Regions from separate parts of the Homo sapiens genome. Here region 1 is linked to region 2. The links are chromatin loops, found by intact Hi-C in ENCODE. Cell type or tissue: A673. All regions are shown on one strand. Links, peaks and the distances in the headings refer to the core of each region. The heading gives the core; the rest is flanking DNA.

What was found. Hi-C counts contacts between places; a loop is a spot of excess contacts. Peaks named below come from ENCODE experiments on the same cell type or tissue, not always from the same donor. Only the 100,000 strongest peaks of a DNase experiment are listed, where the experiment ranks them.
Region 1: it touches region 2 in a loop (3-fold over the local background); 7 of 110 quality-filtered maps call a loop at or near these places.

Annotation. Positions count from the first base shown.
Region 1 is chr18:42,049,590-42,057,589 of GRCh38, reverse strand. It overlaps PIK3C3 (phosphatidylinositol 3-kinase catalytic subunit type 3), which reads right to left. Exons shown (of 25, transcript NM_002647.4): 21 at 7,985-8,000. Among named protein-coding and RNA genes, the nearest start is that of PIK3C3, 98 kb to the right of the region's middle. In A673, for the core only: CTCF peaks have their summits at 4,220 (motif pointing left) and 5,246 (motif pointing left); a DNase peak (open chromatin) is centred at 4,209; H3K27ac peaks cover 1,550 bases.
Region 2 is chr18:43,391,986-43,400,666 of GRCh38, reverse strand. No RefSeq gene overlaps it. Among named protein-coding and RNA genes, the nearest start is that of SYT4, 120 kb to the right of the region's middle. In A673, for the core only: a CTCF peak has its summit at 4,186 (motif pointing right); no DNase peak of the experiment used is centred there.

The sequences.
Region 1 (8,000 bases), core at 1-8,000, 1.3 Mb after region 2:
GAGCCTGGGTAACTTTTTAAGGTATCAGCAGAAAGTGGAATCTTGTAGAAAATTTTTTGTGCTAAAGTTTAAGCACAGTGCCCTTCATATAGTAGAAAATTATTTCTTTAAATATTCCTGAGATGAATCCTTCTGCTAACTTATTATTACTCAAAAAAAATTTTAGAAAGGAAAAATTTTAAAAACCATATTCTTAGCATAAATAGCAATTTAGTTACAATAATATATCACCTATCACTTTAATCCTGTTAAATTTTACTAATATGTAAGAAAGACTGACTTATAAATCTGTTTTCATTGTATAGTAAGAGTAATGTATAGTATAAATCTGTTTTCATTGTATAGTATGTAAATAGCAATTTAGTTGTAATAATATACCACCTATCATTTTAATGTTGTTAAATTTTACTAATCTGTAACACATTGATTTATAAATCTGTTTTCATTGTATAGTATGTAAGAGTAGGCACAATTATGAGGTTTCACGTTGTACATATTTAAGATCATAAAATGTCAACACGGGGGGGGGGGTTCATTTCTATTAAAAGAAACTACTGAATGATTTATGACTGAAAAACTACTCTTTCAGAATCCCAAAATGGGCTTTAATGGTCTCTAAGTACAATGAAACTGATTTTGGGGGGAGATCAATATACTTCACCAGATTCCCAAGGAAAGTCCATAATTCAACAAATATGAGGAACCAGTTTTACAAAAGTGAATTTGACAACTTCAGTACCCACTGGAAAAGCAGCATCCCTATAGTCTCTTAAGGTTCAAGGGGAGTATGCTATGATTTCAGTTTTCCATGAACTGATGAAAAGTCCATGATCAATTTCTGTTAACCATTTTACCACCTTCAACTAAATATGTGTTCTCTGTTCAACTAAGCTAAGCAATTCTTTTGGTACTTTATTCTCATTTTGAAGTTCTCATATATCTTTTACCTTGTTGGATACACATGATTCTGCCCCAAAAGAGGTAAAGAAATAAGAAGCTCACAATATTACAGGTGTAGATACATTTTCCTTGGTTTTATTTAATTATTTAAATAATGTTTTGTTACCAATATACTTGAACAGATGACCAATCCGGTCAATCTCTGACACAAAACTGCCATCATGCATGGTTTATTTAATGAGCTCCATGCTTTTAATACGAAACCTATCCCAGTTTTCTTCATTTCATGACAGGAATTACTGGAATTCCAATATTGGCTATGTATCACTGTTTACAAACGAAGAGTATATTTCTATCCTTCTTGTCAGAAAACTCAAACAACAGGATTACTACTTAATTAAAAGGTGTAAAAGATTCAGTATCTAACAATGAAATTATATTATGCTTTACAAGTTAAATAGCCATGTATTTTCAAAAGAGCCTATTAATGTAATGTTTTAAGAAAATTCATCTTCATAAATACTGAAGGGAATGTTTTTTTTAAAGTTAATATTTGAAAATGCAATTTGTAAAGGTTCAAAAAATACACATAATGAAATTTAAAAAAAATGTTTAAGAAGTTCAGAGAGTATGATCTTATTCGAATCTACCACCTTAAACAGTCAAGAAATAAAGTATACATAAAACAAACTGGTTGTTAACCTCCTTTTGTCTCCAACTTGTAAAACATAGGGAGTAAGAGGTGCTAATTACATTTTCCTGTTATTTGCATAAATAACATGAACTTATTTCTAAAATTGTAGTTTGAGGCATCTGTAATTCTTGGATTAAAGAGAACATACACTATTCTCTTTGACAGTATTTAATGGTAAAGTTTATTTTAAATTTCCATTTTGTTTAATAATTAAACGTGTCCAACATCAAAACTGTATTCATTCTGTTTTTCATACCTCTTCTTACTCTCCTCCTTCTACTTGACTTTCTTCTGCTGTTCCTTATAATCCAAACTCTATTATTTAAAGATTCCATATAATTCCCAACTCCAAAAATTCTTCCCTGACATCCTACTCCAGTGAGTTTCCCACTCTTCAATTTTTTATATATAACCTGGCATTTATTTACCATTTTTTCCATAAAATGCCTTTTGTCTTAATTGAATGTCGTATCTTTCCTACTGCCCTATCACTAAACCTAGAAATACAGAAGGTAGCAAACAGCAATTTATTCTTATAGCAAAACCTATATTTTCAGAATTAAAAAGGCTCCCTACATTTATACTCCCACTCTCTGTTCCCAATACTTATTACTTAAACCCTTACAATATACTTGGTTAGCAGTATTTTCACTCAGTTAAAAGCACAATGATGCAATATTTTTCAATAATAGTTTTCAGTATCAAAGATCAATAATCTATAAAGGCGAAAAGGAGCTGGCATGTGCTGAGATCACATAGTAGCATGAGAGGGGAGGTACGAAGCTCTTTTTTAACAACCAGCTTTCAAGGGAACTAACAGAAGAGCTCACTCATTACCTCCAGCACAGTACCAGGCCATTCATGAAGAATCCACCACCATGACCCAAACACTTCCCATTTGATCCTATCTCCATCAATGGGGATGAAGTTTCAACATGAGATTTGGAGGAGTCAAATACCCAAATTATAGCAAGTGGGAAAAAGAAATTTTTGAAATATATTAACTATTTTCTTCTCTCTAATAGTATGAGTCCAAATAAGAACTACATAAGTTTAAAAAAAAAAAGGCATTATTCATCTCATGGTGGTAAAACAAACAAGCAAAGAAAACCTAATAGCCCTTAAGGAATGTTTATTATGTGCTCAATACCAAGCAAAAGTCTACTTATCTCATTCAAACCTCACAGCACCACTAGGAGAGAGGTTCTATTATTATTTACAGATTCAGAAGAAGAGACTGAGTTACTGGCATATTATGTAACTTACCCAAAGTCACCCAATGGGGGAGGGGCAAAATAAATGCAAAAATTTGCCTTTAGAGCCAAACAAATTAGCCACTCTGAAAGACTGTTTCTTGGTCTAAAAAATAATCATTTTCACATAAAATTAAAGAATAATACAGAAAATCAGGATAGAAGCTGTGATGTTAATACTGACTGTCAACTTGACTGGATTGAAGGATACAAAGTATTGATCCTGGGTGTGTCTGTGAGGGTGCTGCCAAAGGAGATTAATATTTGAGTCAGTGGGTTGGGAAAGGCAGACCTTTAATCTAGATGGGCACAAACTAATCAGCTGCCAGGGCAGCTAGGATAAAAGCAGACAGAAAAATGTGAAAAGAGAGACTTGCCCAGCCTCCCAGCCTACATCTTTCTCTCGTGCTGAATGTTTCCTACCCTCGAACATCCGACTCCAAGTTCTTCAGTTTTGGAACTCAGACTGGCTCTCCTTGCTCCTCAGCCTGCAGACAGCCTATAATGGGACCTTGTGAATGTATGAGTTAATACTTAATAAATTCCCCTTTATATATATATATATATATATATATATATATATATATATATATATATATATATATATATATATATACCATTAGTTCTGTCCCTCTAGAGAACCCTGTATTACAGGAGCTATATTGAAAGAAAATGTCCAATTAAGATAAAAATAAGAATAACCATTTTTCTTTATGTTGAGCTTTCTGAGAAAAGTTTCAAAGTGTATTACTCTAAAGTGGCAAGGCAGACAGAAAAGCTACTACCTCTCTCACAAATGGCAACTCAAGATCAGGAGGGCCATCCTTAGGACTCACAATGAACTTTCCATTTAGTACAGATACCAGTTCCCTCTTTACTTTTGTGAACATTTTTCAGTTATTTACAAATGAATTTCAAATACTGATTGCATTAAAAAGTATACCATAAGCAGTGAACATATTTTTCAGTTATACTGCCTTCCCCTCTTTCCTCAAACTCCCAAAAATAAAAACAAAAAAATTAACCTTTCTCCAAAGAGCTGGGATAAACTCAAACCATGTTTCATTTGAATCCTGTCACAACTGATCGCCCTAAGTAAGCTTTTTAAAGCTTCTCCTAAGGACAATGATTCTTGGGAAAAAATCTATTATTTTTCAACTCCACACCACAGCCTAGCTTTGTAATTTCTTGTCCAAAGAATTCTATAGTAATAATGAAAAAAGAATTCAATAGTAATGCACTAATAAGTAAAATATCATTCACCCCAAACTTGTTTCAAGAAAACAGCGTTATAATTAATCACATGACAATACACTGACAATACAATCGCTACACTTTTACATTTATGGTGGATACACAGCGCCCTCTGCTGTGCAAGCTGAGTAAACTTCAACCAAGCTAGAAGTATTCAAAAACAAAGCATGGGCCAAAAAAAGGTCTGGGAAATCCATAATTGAGACTAATATTTTGCATTTGAGAACATTACTCTTGTATAGATTTTGACATTCTCTATATGCAGCGAATCATTTTCTTTCACATGCCCAGAGTTCTTAGCTGGATCATTTTCTATTTCATCTATATTTACAGGGTAGAATAGTTTGTCTGGTTTAAGTCCCCAAAAAATATCAGTGAAATGAAATCTGCGTGGCTCCTTCTTCTGCTCCATCCCCCATATCAAAGAACTGGACACAGATGAAACAGTGGAAGTCTGATTGAAATTCAAAACCACTTTAATCTAAAGCAGAATCTTAGACTCTAAACCTGCTTGGGCTGGCAAAGGAGTACAGAAAACAAAGGTATTGTATTTTGCAGAATAAGAAAAATGTTACTTGATTATTAAAAAATGCTCCATCAGCCATTGAAAGATTGGACAGTTATGTAAGAGAACCCAAAGTTTTCAATTTGAAGGCATAATAAACTCAAAATATACAATGGACAAGTCTTCATGACAGTCGAGGCATTTTTTAAACTAAAAACATTGGAATATATTTCCTGCACTGAACCACATTCAAAATTCACTTTGAACTATACAAAGTCTATTTATAACATATATGAAATGTAACTTAAAACCACTTTGAAATACAAACTCTCAGTAAAAATGACTAGAGACACAAACTTTTTAAAATTATTATAAATTGTTAGAACTTGAAGAATGCATTATACTTCTATTTGTCTTGACATACTCAGTCTCTCCTTATAGAATCTAATTTCATCCAAACCAAAACTAAAAACTTGAAAACATGTATCCAGTAAGAAAGATATAAAATGCTAACTGCATAATGTAACTGGATGAAATAATTACAGAGCAGTTAAGAAAAAATGAACTGCTGTTTTAATAGGAAAAAAATGTGCATCTTACTTATGCACGTTTTAGGGTAAAATCTTGGTTTTGAAAAAGCAAATCTGGAGCACCCTCTAGTGGAAAACTGTTAACAAAAGCTTAAAGCTTCTGTTTCTGAAATTTAATTCAATTTCCATTAAACAAGTAACTGAGACCTGGGCCAAAAAAGTGTATTACGCAGATTCTTCCTTCCAGTTTCACTCTTAAATACCCCCATCAAAACACACATACGCACACACACAAATACACACAAGGGCACTTTTCAAAGTATAACAGAAAAAGGTTTTTTACACTGTCTGATTGTTTATCAATTTCCAAAAAAAGAATCAAGTAGAACTTGTGAATATAAAATTACAGATGTAATACTACCTTTTTTTCCACTGGCAAATTCTTTTTTATTTATTTTATTTTTTATTTTATTATTATTATTATACTTTAAGTTTTAGGGTACATGTGCACAACGTGCAGGTTTGTTACATATGTATACATGTGCCATGTTGGTGTGCTGCACCCATTAACTCGTCATTTAGCATTATTTTTATATTAAAGAATTCCATTGTAGTTGTAAATGATTACAATCTGGAAAAAAATGGAATCATTTTGGTTGCTTGATTCTTGTGGTTAAAAGATTCAACCAATAAAAAAGAGCTAATGAAAATAACACATGAAAACTTCCAAATTACAATTCTCTCCAAATACACCATAATGTTTTATAAATATCCTCTGCTAAATGAGCAAATCAGCCAAGAATCTGCATGACACTCTGATTATATTCTTTTGGTCTTGGTTATTAAGGAGATTGACTGGCTTTGACACAGACATGACATCACCCATGCAAGTTCTAACAGATGATTTTTCATATGTAATAATTAAAAACTGAATATATGACATTCCAAATTATAAATTAATAGGACCATTATATTAATAGATTATTCTTGATGTATTATGTTAAATTATTATTATCACAATTTGGAGAAATACAAACAAAACAGAAAATGTTTTGAGAGACCAATTTAAAGAGTAACGTAAACATCTGCTTTCTGCAGAAAGCGGAAGAAACTTGAATTATTTAGCCCAGACAGGTTCATGGAAGAGCAGAAGTATTTATTCATCATTAATTCAACACTGATTTATTGAACACTTTAGCTAGGTGGTGTTCAAGGTCCAGAGGCATGGGGGTAACCCCAATGGACAAAGGTTCCTGCTCTCATGGAACTTGCATCCTGAAGGGGAGAAGATGATGATAAGAACTCAACAAGCTCTAGGAGAGCAAGGATTTCTGTCTCTTCTGTTAACTTTGGTATTCCCAGCATCTACTAGCTGTTCAATAAATAGTTGTTGAATTAAACAAAAAAGGTAACTTCAGCTAGTGATAAGTGCTATAAACAATACAGTAATAAGTAGAGAGCATTGGAGGAAGAGGGCAGATATGTTATTACAGATCAAGGAGTTAGAAAGGGCTTCTCTAAAGAGATGCCATTAGAACTTCAACTTAATAACTAAAGTCAGCCCTGCAAAGATCTGAATAAATAACTTTCCAGAAAGAGAAAACAACAAAGGCTCTTGTCTGAGGCAGGAGTGGTTTGACATTCAGACAAATGGCCTGCCTGGACAAGCCACAAGGCCCCAATAAAGGGTTCAGGTTTCATTCAAATTGTTTAGGCAACATATATTGTTTGCTTCAAGTGGGGTCAAAGTAGTAAAAATGAAGACAGTGGGTAACTTCATGATCTATTTTGGAGTTGAGGAGTAGACAAGATTTGCTAATAGGTTCAGTATATGAGATGAGGCCAAGAGACATGTTAAGAATGACTTTGAGGTCTAGAGCTTGAACAACTGGGTAGGTGATGTTGCTATCTATTGAAATGGAAAAATGAGGTGAGAAACAGGTTTTAGGCAGGTAGTAGAGGAAAGGACAACCTTTTACAACTGGCCATATATAATGACAATTTCAAGTAAGCAGTTCGATATTTCAATTTGAAGTTAATGAAATGGACTGAGGTAAAAAGCTGTAAGTCTGGAAGCTGTCTGCATAAAGATAAATACATAGGGCTAAAGAGTTGTCAGGACAAAGGGGACTGAGAATGATTATCCCATAGAACTCCAAGGGGAAAAGCAAATAATTAAAGGTAGATATTAAAGTGAATTAAGCACACTTTGTAAGAGAAAGGACATTTTAACAATCTAACTAGAGCTATACAGTAAGAGACTAAGCTACTTGTATCCATTATTGGCTTTCCATAAAAAGAGGCATTTTCCAGTACAGAAGTGTGGGCAAAATGACCATCTGTAGGATTACTACTAAAGCAATTCTTAAAAGGGAAAGGACTTTCCCTAAATGTTCTTCCAAGGTAACATTTAAAGGAATTTTTAAGACTCTCTGATTTATCTTCAATTACGCAACTCATCTTTTTTTTTTTTTTTTTCTAAGATGGCGTTTTGATCTTGTTGCCTAGTCTGCAGTGCAATGGTGCAATCTCGGCTCACTGCAACCTCCGCCTCCCGGGTTCAAGCGATTCTCCTGCCTCAGCCTCCTGAGTAGTTGGGATTACAGGCATGTACCACCACGCCCGGCAAATTTTGTGTGTTTAGTAGAGACGGGGTTTCTCCATGTTGGTCAGGCTGGTCTCGAACTCCCAACCTCAGGTGATCCACCCGCCTTGGCCTCCCAAAGTGCTGGGATTACGGGCGTGAGCCACCGCGCCAGGCCGCAACTTATCTTGTTAGTACATAGATTCAGGGGTAAAAACCATGGGCATATACAATGTATGTCTACTGGTAGTCATTAATTGTTACCTGTTTTTGTTAGCAA
Region 2 (8,681 bases), core at 320-8,319:
AATGGGTCACACACAGCAGCATTCCATCATCAAATGGAAATGGTATATATGTGATTGGGCTCAAGCAGGTCCTGAAGGCACAAGTAAGTCACATGAGGAAGTGGCTCAAATATCTATGGTCTCCACTTTGGTCACCCTGCCTTCTCTCCCCCAGCCTACACCGATGGGCACATGAGGAGTTCCCTATGAACAGTTGACAGAGGAAGAGAAGACTAGGGGCTGGTTCATAGATGATTCTGCATGATATGAAGGCACCACCTGAAACTGGACAGCTGCAGCGCTACAGCCCCTTTCTAAGACATCCCTGAAGGACAGCAGTGAAGGGAAATCTTCCCAGTGGGCAGAACTTTGAGCAGTACACCTGGTTGTACACTTTGCATGGGAAGAGAAATGGCCAGATGTGTGATTATATAGTGATTCGTGGGCTGTAGCCAATTGTTTGGCTGGATGGTCAGGGACATGGAAGAAGCATGATTGGAAAATTGGTGACAAAGAAATTTGGGGAAAAGTTATGTGGATGAACCTCTCTGCATGGTCAAAAACTGAAGACATTTGTATCCGATGTGAGTGCTAGCCAACAGGGTGACCTCAGCAGAGGAGGATTGTAATAATCAAGTGGATAGGATGGACCATTCTGTGGACAACACTCAGTCTCTTTCCACAGCCACCCCTGTCATCGCCCAGTGGGCCCATGAACCAAGTGGCCATGGTGGCAGGGATGGAGGTTACACATGGGCTCAGCAACATGGACTTTCACTCACCAAACTGACCTGGCTATGGCCACTGCTGAGTGTCCAATTTGCCAGATACAGAGATCAACACTGAGCCCTTGATACAGCACAATTCCTAGAGGTGATCAGACAGCTACCTCGTGGCAGGTTGATTATATTGGACCTCTTCCATCATGGAAAAGGCAAAGGTTTGTCCTCACAGGAATAGACACTTACTCTTGATATGGGTTTGCCTATCCTGCACGGAATGCTTCCACCAAGACTACCATCTGTGGACTCACGGAATGCCTTATCATGGTATTCCACACAGCATTGCCTCTGACCAAGGCACTCACTTTACAGCTAAAGAAGTGTGGCAGTGGGCTCATGCTCATAGAATTCACTGATCTTACCATGTTCCCCATTATCCTGAAGCAGCTGCATTGATAGAACAGTGAAATGGCCTTTTGAAGTCCCAATTACAATGTCAACTAGGTGACAATACTTTGCAGGAGTGGGGCAAAGTTCTCCAGAAGGCCATGTATGCTCTGAATCAGCATCCAATGTATGATACGGTTTCTCCCATAGCCAGGATTCATGGGTCCAGGAATCAAGGGGTGGAAGTGGAAGTTGCACCACTCACCATCACCCCTAGTGATCCACGAACAAAATTTTTACTTCTTGTTTCTGTGACATTACATTCTGCTGGCCTAGATGTCTTAGTTCCAGAGGGAGGAATGCTGCCACCAGGAGACATAACAACAATTCCATTAAACTGGAAGTTAAGATTGCCACCTGGACACTTTGGGCTCCTCCTACCTTTAGGTCAACAGGTGAAGGAGTTACAGTGTTGGCTGGGGTGATTGACCTGGACTGTCAAGATTAAGTCAGTCTACTAGTCCACAACGGAGGTAAGGAAGAGAATGCATGGAATACAGGAGATCCATTAGGGTGTCTCTTAGTATTACCATACCCTGTGATTAAGGTCAATGGGAAACTACAACAACCAAATCCAGGCAGGACTACAAATGGCCTAAACTCTTCAGGAATGAAGGTTTATGTCACTTTACCAGGAAAAAACCAAGACTTGCTGAAGTGCTTGCTGAAGGCAAAGAGAATACAGAATGCGTAGTAGAAGAAGGTAGTCATCAATACCAACTATGACCATGTGACCAGCTACAGAAACCAGGACTATAATTGTCATGCATATTTCCTCCTTCTTTTGTTAAAAACATGTTTGTGCATGTATACACTTGTACTAAGAACATATCTTCATCTCATTTCCTTTTTCTTTTATCATGTGACATAAAATTTATTGACTTTGTAATAACACTTAAGTATTGTTAACATTTTGTTATAATATTTCAGTTCAGTATTGGTGCATTGCTGGTTGTATGAAGGATAGTTGTATTATGTTAGGTGTAATTATGAACTTATTATTGTCTTTATTTGAAGATTATGTATGATCTCAGGAGATGTTCTATAGGTTCAAGTTGACAAGGGGTGGGCTTGTGATGGTTAACACTGAGTGTCAATTTGATTGGATTGAAGGATGCACTGTATTGACCCTGGGGTGTGTCTGTGAGGGTGTTGCCAAAGGAGATTAACATTTGAGTCAGTGGGCTGGGAAAGGCAAACCCACCGTTAATCTGGGTGGGCACCATCTAATCAGCTGCCTGTGCAGCTAAAAATAAAGCAGGCAGAAAAATGTGAAAAGACTAGACTGGCCTAACCTCCCAGCCTACACCTTTCCATTGTGCTGGATGCTTCCCGCCACTGAACACTGGACTCCAAGTTCTTCAGTTTTGGGACTCCGACTGGCTCTCCTTGCTCCTCAGCTTGCAGATAGCCTATTGTGGGACATTGTGATAGCATGAGTTAATACTTAATATACTCCTATATATATATATATATATATATATACATACATATATATGTATATATATATGTATATATATGTGTATATATATATGTATATATATATGTGTATATATATATGTATATATATATGTGTATATATATATGTATATATATATGTGTATATATATATAATGAACTTATTATTGTCTTTATTTGAAGATTGTGTATGATCTCAGGAGATATGGAGATATATATATATATATATATGGGAGCTTATTAACTTTATATACACACACACACACACACACACACACACATATATACACACACACACATATATATATATATATCCTATTAGCTCTGTCCCTCTAGAGAACCCTGACTAATCCAGCTGTTGATTGGCATAGAATTCTGTGAATAACAGAAGTCTCTCAATAAGAGGATGCTTATTAACAAAAAGATATCACCTTTTTTTAAACTACAGAAATGGAGCTCAAGAAGATATTCCATATTAGTAGCTAACTTCACTAACAATTCAAAAATAAATTCACTATTATTTACTGTGACTGACAAATTTAGATAGATATCATTGCCTATAAGATTTGATTTTGAATATCTTTAATGCAAATAATATTTTGCTTTGGGTTACATATGAAGTCTATTAAATACCTCCTTTGCAAGACACATGAGTACCAGTAAAGTGAGTCCAAGAAGATATAAACACTGGAAAATACTAACGCATTTGAATTACATTATTCTGAAAATATTATCATGCAAATAACTATTAATATTTATTATTTATTTGAATGGGCTACTTTTACTGTTAGATGGAATGAGTAAGACTACTTTTCATTTGTAGAAATTCTATGCAGCAATTTACCCAGAAAGCCAGGTTTCAATTCTCTACATCATATAAAGGACCCAGGTAACAAATAAGTGATTTAACACTAAGACACATTAAGATATAAATGATTTAACTTTAGGACACAATGTTACAATAAAAATATGAGGAGGTTAATACTTAATGTGAAATGATAAGAATGCATGTGACCAGGTTTAGGACACCTGCCTCAAAATATGGCACCTCGGCATTTGAGAAAACAGCAAAAGCAGGAAGGTCTCTCTGACCTCCTCTCACTTCTTTCCCAAAGGGTGGGATAAAACCTAGCTGACCTTCCCTTGAAGTATGTCATAAGATTCTCAAGCCACATGTGCCCTCCCTATACCAGGAAAAAGGGAACATTTTTATCTCTGAAGACACAGAAACACAGAGAAGTATCTGAACAAACAGGCTTTGATAAGTTCCCATCAGTTTAATACCATTAGATTACACTCTTTTGTCCTTCAATCCTTCTGTTACAAGACTTTCCATAAAAATGCACATATTCCCCTGTTTCTTTAGGTCTTCATTTCCAAACCCTCCTGTGTTATGTAAAATAAGTTTACATGATTTTTTATTATTAATCCGTCTTTTGTTATAGAGGTCTCAACCATGAACCTTGCAAGGGGTGACACAATAGATTATTACTTTTCTCTCCAACACACAGCACATTGCAATAACAAAAACAATGTCTGGTTGTTGTTTTCTTTATTGGCTGTAGAGAAATATCAAATTAGTTCTCTAGGTGGCAGCAGCAGTCTGAAAACTTGTTTAGGAGAGAATGTCTGCAAATGCCCAAGGAAATTCTAAGACAAAATCATTTTTGAAAAACAACTTTCTCTTTTTCATGTCTAAGAGACATTAGAATTTCTTAACTGCACAAACAATCTTTGGATTGTTTTAAACCAATTGGATAATGTAATAGAGAGCTAATAGCCACAACAAAATTGTAGCAACTCAACTGTCTATGTCTTCTTCCTCGTCTAATATTTTATTTTAGGCAAAAAAGGAAGGTACTAGAGAATGCAAATATATTCTCTCCTTGTGGACCATGTATACCTGAAATTGTACCATAAAAATCCTACTCGTATTTTTTAAAGAAGTTGATTGTAGTTGAATAAACATTTTCTTTAGTAATTTAATATTTAATGGACAGGATAGGTATCGTATCTATAAGCTTAGAGCTGGAGGATGCATTAAATTTGTTATCTTGCCCTCTTCTACTTACTTCTATTCTTCCCTCTGCTGAATTTTTCTCCTTACTTCTCACTTCTTCCACCATTTTCTCAACACCTCCTTTCCTTTCTTGTTTGGTATTCTGTACCAAAAATAATTTCCACAATTGTGAATATATAAGGCAGGATGAAAATATTTGTAGTTTTAAAAGCTAATAAGACAAATTTCTTTGCTGGTAATTTTCCTAAAGAAAGGGGTTGGGAGAAAAAATAAAATTTATTTCAAACCTATAAACCTTTTTCTTAAGGAAAAATAATTTTCTTGCTAATAAAAGGTGAAGTCTGGAACTAGTTTATCAGGAAGAAAATATAAAGATTAGAAATATATAATAAATTATACTTTCTTGGCAGGGGAAAAACAATGATCAAGAAATATATAATAAATTAATATAATTTTAGTTTTCCATGGGCAATCTAGGAGACAGAGTTTCAGGAGCCCAGACCTCAAATAAGAAGGAAGTTGGGAGAAACCTCTTGCAAAGAAGGGGACTAGTTTTTATTTTCTTTTTTTAATTTAATTTAATTAATTTATTTTTTGTTATACTTTAAGTTCTAGGGTACATGTGCACAACATACAGGTTTGTTACATATGTATACATGTGCCATGTTGGTGTGCTGCACACATTAACTCCTCATTTACATTAGGTATATCTCCTAATGCTATCCTTCCCCCCTCCCCCCACCCCACAACAGGCCCCAGTGTGTGATGTTCCCCTTCCTGTGTCCAAGTGTTCTCATTGTTCAATTCCCACCTATGAGTGAGAACATGCGGTGTTTGGTTTTCTGTCCTTGCGATAGTTTGCTCAGAATGATGATTTCCAGCTTCATCCATGTCCCTACAAAGGACATGAACTCATCCTTTTTTATGGCTGCATAGTATTCAATAGTGCATATGTGCCACCTTTTCTTAATCCAGTCTATCACTGATGGACATTTGGGTTGGTTCCAAGTCTTTGCTATTGTGAATAGTACTGCAGTAAACATACATGTGCATGTGTCTTTATAGCAGCATGATTTATAATCCTTTGGGTATATAGCCAGTAATGGGACGGCTGGGTCAAATGGTATTTCTAGTTTTTCATTACATGGCGATAGTAGAAACTTAGGAAAAAAATGTCAGTTAAAAAACCACAAACTCTGTGTCAAGACAGTATGAACACTTCAAAAGGAAAATGTTTCTCTTACAGAAGCTTTTACCTGAGATATCAAAAGTTTCTTATGGATTTCATCCCAACCAATTATAATCTGCTGAAGTTTACATTGGGTCATAAATTTTGACCCTAAGACACCAGACTCTTACTGGAACTAACAAGATTTTCCTGAGCAAGGATCAAAGAAATTCTTTTAACCAACTGTATACAGACCAATGAACTCATTCTGTCCTCTCCATTATACTAGTTTCAGTTCCCAATTATCATAATGCCTGTGAACTCCTTTTCAGTTCTTTAAGATGTTTGAGCTTTCCCCTCATGGAAGTACTTAGTGAATTTAATCGTTGATGTGTATTTCCTCCCTTGGCACAATTAAAGTTGACTCGGCTGTGGAATTTTTAGCTGTATTTTTGTTATATATATATATATATATATATATATATATTTATTGGCATTTGTTTTATTTGGCAGCCTGTTAGCTAATATTTAGTATGAAGTCCTGCTTTTTTTTTTTTTCACTGTTCTGTATTTCCCTTTCCTCATCACCAAACTTTAGCTAAAAGGCCGCTGTACAAAAGAGCATCATCTTCATAGTGCTTTGGGAAATGTCTCCCAAACACCTTACTTTTATTCTACTTTCCCTATATACCCCCTCTTCAAGCTTTCATCAGTCTGACAAACTAGCCACCAATTCTATCTCTTGTTCTCATGATAGTAAACATCAGTGACTGCTACTTAGAGCATTAAATTCAAATTCCTTGAACCTCATTAAAGAGTTGCCACCACTGGTCCTAAAATATTTTTTTCCAGTTCTACCTCCCTGTAATCTCCTGAATTTATGTATTGTTGGTTTATTTCAAATATATCTATTTCTTACTCTTTGAATCTACTTAAACTTAATGACCTTCTTGTTTCTTCAAGTTCATCTTTCACTGAGAATAGCATATTTGTTTCTTCAAAATCTACCAACGTTTAAGGACCAAATTGAAGCCCTTCTGTTCCCAGTGAGCCTTGTGGGGCTTGTGTCTAGTCATTTCTCACGTCTTTGAGATTCTAGCTTTTATTATATGTGCCATTTATTACATGTGCCATTTATTTGGTGACCATGCAAGCACCCCCGGTAGCATCTCTTGACTTGTGCTTTTGTATTGTCATTTAACTTTCTGTAGGCTTTTCTCAAATTCATGCTACCTCTTTGTATATTTCCAATTTTATCAGTAACTGTTCAGTTAAGGTTTGTTGATCCCTGAAAGCAGGCATCATTAGAGCTTCAAAGTGTGTCATCATCAGGATGTACTGGGTTATAATTTGGTCACACATACCTGCAAATCTCAGCAGCTTAAAGCCACAAAAGTTTCTATCTCACAGAAGCAAGTTGATTATCACAGGGTGTCTGGGTAAACTGCTCACTCCCAGACCCAGGCTTCTAGAGCAGCTGCTGTCTGGAACAGGGCTTCATTCTTGGCAGAGAGAAAAGTTGGCAAGTTTCACATTGACTCTTAATGCATTCCACCTGGAAGTGATATGCAGTACTTCTGTTCACATTTTACTGGCAAAACAAATCAAATGGTCAAAACTTACAAGAAAATTGTAGAGTTGTGCAATTCTACCATCAACGCCAAAAGATAAATGGAAATATTTGGTAAAGCGAGCAGATAGGATGCAACAGAGGTATATGTTTCACACACTACCTCAACTTGAGAAAAAGGAAACCTCGCCACATAACCCAATTATCTCTTTACCATATCAGTTATAAATGTTGCACATTACAGTGGGTAGTATTGAAACATCTTGTATATTTTCAATCAACTGGCATTTAATTCTACGTTAAGTATGTTTTGCTCCTTCTACTAATCAAATATTTATTAGGCTTGCTAATACTGAAGGATGACTGCATCATAGATCCAGGTTGTTTCTTCATCATATGCTGCAAATAGTTAAGCCTTATAGATAAGCACTAGTCAAAGCTGAATACCAATAAGAAGCACTGAATTTAATTATTTCACTGTCTAGTCCCAGAAAAGCGAGCTAGTTAAAGCAGAAAAGAAAAATAAATGAGAGCTGGTAATAATCTTCCTATACTTGTTTTGAAAGGTTACTTAATATAAGATGTGAATTTGTTTTGAAAATATGCTAACTAAAACATGGGCTTGGGGCAATGTTTATACTGTAATTAATATTCAAAATAATGTAAAAAACATTAACTGCATTAACCCCTCATAAAATTCAAAGGCTTTGAGGCAGATCCTTGCACCTGAGTGCCTGTAGAAAGAAAAACCTTACCATCTGCGTTTAATTGGAAATTGCCTGTTGCTTTTGTTCTATAAAAAGTAATCTTATAAAAGACATCTATATTAGGGAGAAAAGACAACAGAGAACCTCCAATAAAAACAGAACTTGCAGCGTTGCTTTCTCCACATAGATATTGGATCTGTAAATCCAGTCTTGCCTTGTAAAGTTAATGAGGCTCCTCCAAGCTTTTAAAATGACTACAACGTGAAATCCACATAACCAGAGAAATAAATGGAGGTTAATCATACTGTGGGCTTCTATTATACTTCCTATGCTAACAGTCCCATAAAAACTTGGGTTAAGTGAACAGGGATGTTAAAGATTTTATAGCATATATATTGAGAAGAATCTTTTGTTGGGGCTGCTGTGAACTGGGCAAGACAGGTCACAAATTACAAGATCCTTTTGAAGAATAAGGAAAATAAATAACTTGAGAAGTAAAATGAGATAATGGAAAAAATATGAAAGCAACAAACAGGAATTCAATAGCGGTATAAGTAGAGAGGGAGAAGCCAGGAATGGTACAAAGAAAACAGGAAAGAAGAAATAAAAG